2 separate regions of the Homo sapiens genome follow, and region 1 is linked to region 2. Evidence: read pairs that join two places in POLR2A ChIA-PET (ENCODE). Cell type or tissue: PC-9. All regions are shown on one strand.

Evidence for each region. ChIA-PET counts read pairs that join two places held together with the same protein. Peaks named below come from ENCODE experiments on the same cell type or tissue, not always from the same donor. Only the 100,000 strongest peaks of a DNase experiment are listed, where the experiment ranks them.
Region 1: POLR2A ChIA-PET joins it to region 2 with 5 read pairs; 1 of 35 experiments calls an interaction of 5 or more read pairs at or near these places.

Annotation. Positions count from the first base shown.
Region 1 is chr16:4,387,052-4,389,551 of GRCh38, reverse strand. It overlaps CORO7-PAM16 (CORO7-PAM16 readthrough), which reads left to right. Exons shown (of 31, transcript NM_001201479.2): 8 at 921-1,007; 9 at 1,484-1,566. It overlaps CORO7 (coronin 7), which reads left to right. Exons shown (of 28, transcript NM_024535.5): 8 at 921-1,007; 9 at 1,484-1,566. Among named protein-coding and RNA genes, the nearest start is that of VASN, 16 kb to the right of the region's middle. In PC-9, no CTCF peak of the experiment used is centred here; a DNase peak (open chromatin) is centred at 1,131.
Region 2 is chr16:3,009,003-3,011,502 of GRCh38, reverse strand. No RefSeq gene overlaps it. Among named protein-coding and RNA genes, the nearest start is that of CLDN9, 2.7 kb to the left of the region's middle. RefSeq lists an enhancer at 1,988-2,500. In PC-9, no CTCF peak of the experiment used is centred here; a DNase peak (open chromatin) is centred at 1,462; H3K4me3 peaks cover 1,180 bases; H3K27ac peaks cover 1,943 bases.

The DNA of each region.
Region 1 (2,500 bases), 1.4 Mb before region 2:
CAGCCTCCACGGGCTGGGGAGGGGGCCCCAGGCCAGCTCCTCGCAGGCTGCTTCCCTCCCTCATTCATTCCCAAGGAGATCGTGGGAAGTTCGGAGGAAGCTGGCCATGGTTTGGGGTGAGCTATTTTTGGTAACAGGGTCCTTCGTCTCAGGCTCCAGGGGCCAGGGTGACTGGGAGGAGCTGTTTGCATTTCCTCTGGCCCCCTCAGCTCCCCACTGCCAGGGCCCAGGAGGACAGGGCCCCACCCACCATGTGAGCTTCCCTCTCCTCCCAGGGGCCGGGAGCCTTCCTGCTGGCAGCTCCAGCACCTCGGGAGGGCCAGGAGAGGCACTACTTGGCGCTCTCTGGACGTTGCCCAGAGGTGGGTCCCAGGCCCTGCCTCTTGCCTGGGGCAGCCACAGTGATCCTCGAAATCCCCCAGTTTACACGGTGCTTTGCCACAAGCCCTGCCCTTCCACATGGTGACAGCCCTGGGAAGCGGGTGGCACCGCATCGTGAGCCCCTTACACAAGCGAGAGAAATGAGGCATTGACAGAGTGTGACATCCCCAGGATCACACAGCTCTTAGGGGCAAGAAAGTGCCAGTGCCTTTAGCCCCTGGCGCAGCAGGGAAGGGGCCTGGAGCTGGGGAGTGAGGCAGCCCTCTCCTTGGTAGGAGGGACACTCGGGAGGAGCAGCCAGGTTGGCCTCTGGGTGCAGAGCTGCCCTCAACTGGGGCGGAGGCGGGGCTGATCCCCGGGGTGCTTCGGAGACCACCCTTGGTCCCAGTGGGGACGTGGAGAAGGACCCAGCCCTTCCCACCCTCTGTGAGGCTTTCAGGCAGGTGGGCAGCAGAAGTTCCCCAGCTCAGGCCCATTCCAGGGGGCCCCGCCCACCAGCAGGGCCCTGGGGGCTCAGGTCCACCTCTTGCCTCCTGCAGAGCACGCAGGCCCATGAGAACAGCAGGGATAGCCGGCTGGCATGGATGGGCACCTGGGAGCACCTTGTGTCTACTGGATTCAACCAGGTAGGGGGTTCCTCCTGGAGGAGCAGGGCACGGCCAGGTGGGGACATGTCCAGCCCTTTGGGCGGGGACGAAACCAATGGGAGGCGGGGGACTGAGGGCCAGTTCCAGGCCTGTCCATATACGGCCTGGCTGTGCTGCCGGGTCTCAGAGCCTCAGGGGACTGACGGCTGCTGAAAACTGGCAGATTCCATTTGTAATAGCTCAGCCTGACCCCAGGAGCCATAGTGGCCCTACAGGGACCCGAGAACACAGAGGGAACCGCCCCTCATCCTTTGTCACCTAAGGGTTCTTAAAGGGGCAGAACATGAAAACCCAGATTCTCTTTCCCTGGGGTGACTCCCACCCCCACTCCAAGCCCTGCTCTGGGGCAGGTGCCCCGTGTCAGGCTGCACCCTCAGGCGCTGGTTTCCCTGGGAGCCCCCCGGGTGGGGCTGAGGGACAGGCCCCTCTGAGCCCCTCTCTCGCCCTCCCTGCAGATGCGTGAGCGCGAAGTGAAGCTGTGGGACACGCGGTTCTTCTCCAGCGCCCTGGCCTCCCTCACCTTGGACACCTCGCTTGGGTAGGAGCTGCGGCACGCAGGTGGGCTGGGGGGCTGATGACCCAAGGCGCCGCAGGTGAGGGCACCTGATCCGGCCTGTCAGTGAGGCGGGCTGATCTCCGGGGTGTTCTGGGGTACCTGATCTGGGCTGCAAGGCCTTGCAACAGACACCTGGCCCTGTACCCCCGGAGCTTCCAGATGTCACGAGCAGCAGGTGCTCAGGTGCCCCTCTGGCCCCTGGTAGCAGAGTGGGCCCTTGGTCACCAGAGGTTTCATGGCTGGGGGTTGACACAGGTATGCTTGGCATTCAGGGAGAGGGTGTGATCCAGAAGTGCAAGAATACGCTTCATTTTTCTGTGGATGTTCTGGCAGGGCTGAGGCCCAGGGAGGCTCCAGGCTATGATAGGAGGGTGGACGTGGGCATTGTTGGACAGCCTGGCAGGGTGGGGGTGGGGGTGGAGGTGGAGGTGGAGGTGGAGGTGGGCCTTGGCTTATGCGGCCCACTGAGGTTTATGCGGCCTACTCCACACCAGCCACATGGCTGTCCTGTTCTATCCTGAGGTATGTCCCCAGGTGGGGCTGGTGCCCAGGCAGCCTGGGGGGCTCCAGGTGCACCTCATCCTTCCATCTGCCCCCAGAAGTGTGTGGAGAGGGCTTTTGGCAGTGCCTGGCGGGGTCCTGGCCAGGCACAGTCAGCTGTGTGCCGAGATGGCCTTGGCCCACTGCGGCTCAGGAGCCAGACACCAGGAGGCCCAGGGCAAGCATTTATGAGTGACTCATCTGTTCAGACCACCCACAACACAGCTGGGGAGACTGAGGCTGGGGGGGGTGTTCAGAGACGTAGCCAGGCAGGGCCGGGGTGGAGAGACAGGGACTCCATCCGCCTTCTGAAACTTCAACCGTGACTTATAAGGGCCTTGCTGGAATCTTCACAGGCAGGGGGATCCGAGAATGT
Region 2 (2,500 bases):
CCAACATGGTGAAACCCCGTCTCTACTAAAAATACAAAAATTAGCTGGGCGTGGTGGCACAAGCCTCTAGTCCCAGCCACTCGCCACTCTGGAGGCTGAGGCAAGAGAATCACTTGAAACCGGGAGGTAGAGGTTGCAGTGAGCCAAGATCGTACCACTCCACTCCACTCCAGCCTGGCGACAGAGAGAGACTCCTCAAAAAAAAAAAAAAAAAAAATTAGCTGGGCGTGGTGGCGGGTGCCTGTAATCCCAGCTACTTGGGAGGCTGAGGCAGAAGAATCGCTTGAACCGGAGGCAGAGGTTGCAGTGAGCCGAGATCGCACCACTGCATTCCAGCCTGGGTGACAGTGGGAGACTCTGTCTCAAAAAAAAAAAAAAAAAAAAAGGAAAAGGGATGTGAGGAACATTGTCTCCATTCATACACTTTCCAGGGAGGTACAGAGGATCCTCAGAGTGGGCCCTCACCTGGGACTGCCTCTCACCTGCCTGGTGCTGGGAGGGCTGGGGTGTGCTGGAGCCCACTGGCCAGTGCGGGCAGGGCTGGAGGTGCCCACCACACACATCTGGTGGCTGCACCACTTCACGGCATTGCCTTCGGGGAGCCAGTGGCCAGGCACACCCCTGCTCAGTGCCCCTCACCTAGTGGGTGGGACATTGTGTATAAAGGGCTCTAACCTCAAGGAGCGGTCAGGGTTCAAACCTAGGGGTATGAGCATCGCTTCTGCGAAAGGGTTTTAGCATCTTTTGGGTCCGGGCACTGAGGCTCACGCCTGTAATCCCAGCGCTTAAGAGGCCAAGGTGGGAGGATTGCTTAAGGCCAGGAGCTTGAGACCCACCTGGGCAACACAGTGAGACCCCATTTCTAAAATAAAAAAAAAATATATATATATATATATACACAAAAATTAGCTGAGTTAGGTGGTTCCTGTCTGTAGTCCCAGCTACTCGGGAGGCTGAGGTAGGAGGATCTCTTGAGCCTAGGAGTTAGAGTCTGCAGTGAGCTATGATTATGCCACCGCACTCCATCCTAGGTGAGACCCTGTCTCTTAAAAAAAATGATACTTTTGGAAGAGAGATTTATACTTTCCTTCAGATTTGCAAAGGGGCCTTGACCCAAAACAGCTTAAGATCCTCCCCTGCAAACACAGAGACAGGCCAGCGCCAATCAGCTGGTCTGTAAGGTAAACAGAAGCCTGGCCTCCTCTTCACCACCCCCTGGGCCTCTCCACTGAGGGGGGCTCCTCCGGTACGAGGGGGGCTGACCTGGTGGCCCCACAGAGTCTGGAAGATGGGGGGGTGATACAGAGGCTGGAAAATGGCCATCAGTGGACTCAGGGAATCTTGTGGCAGGTTTGTCCAGCTCACCCAGCCCCTGGGGCTCAGATTTCACAGGGTTGGGGTGGGGAGAGCAGAGATTGCAGACGGAGGCAAGCCGGTCAGCGGGCTCCCTCGCAGCCTTCCAGGGGCCTCCAGGAATCCAGCCACACAGGTTTGGGCAGCTGTCAGGAGGCAGCAGCAAGCCTGCCTCCCTGGAAGTCCCCCCACCCAGCAGCCCCAACCCAGGGGCTATTCTCTTCCCTGGGCCGGAACAAGTCCTCCTTGTCCTAGGGCCTAAGGTGATCGGCTCATCCCACTTTTTTGAGGGACATTCCCAGCTTGAATATTGGGTCCTCCAGGGAAACCGGGACGGCTGGTCCACTTGCTGTCGGGCCCTGCCTCGGTGACTCACCGGTTCCACATTCAGCTCTAAACCCCTACGTTGTAGCCCAGTGGCGGGCTGCACACATCCAGTGAGCGCTGTGCCCGGAAAGGGCATAAGAGGACCCCAGGGGTTTTTTTGTTTGTGTTTTGAGACGGAGTTTTGCGCTTGTTGCCCAGGCTGGAGTGCAATGGCACAATCTCGGCTTACTGCAACCTCTGCCTCCTGGGTTCAAGCTGTTCTCCTGCCTCAGCCTCTCAAGTAGCTGAGATTACAGGCATGCGCCACCACACCCGGCTATTTTTTTTCTTTTTTTGTATTTAGCAGAGACGGGGTTTCACCATGTTGGTCTGGCTGGTCTGCGAACTCCTGATCTCAGGTGATCCGCCTGCCTCAGCCTTCCAAAGTGCTGGGATTACAGGCAAGCGCCACCGCACTTGCTCGGGGACCCCAGGTTTGTGTTTTGTTTTGTTTTGTTTTGTTTTTTTGAGACGGAATCTCGCTCTGTTGCCCAGGCTGGAGTGCAGTGATGTGATCTCGGCTCACTGCGACCTCTGCCCGCTGGATTCAAGCGATTCTCCTGCCTCAGCCTCCCGAGTAGCTGGAACTACAGACATGTGCCAACACACCCGGCTAATTTTTGTATTTTTATTAGAGACGGGGTTTCACCATATTGGCCAGGCTGGTCTCGAACTCCTGATCTCGTGATCTGCCTGCCTCGGCCTCCCAAACTGCTAGGATTAGAGGTGTGAGCCACCGCATCCAGCCGACCCCAGGTTTTTAAGACCCCAATTCCTCTTT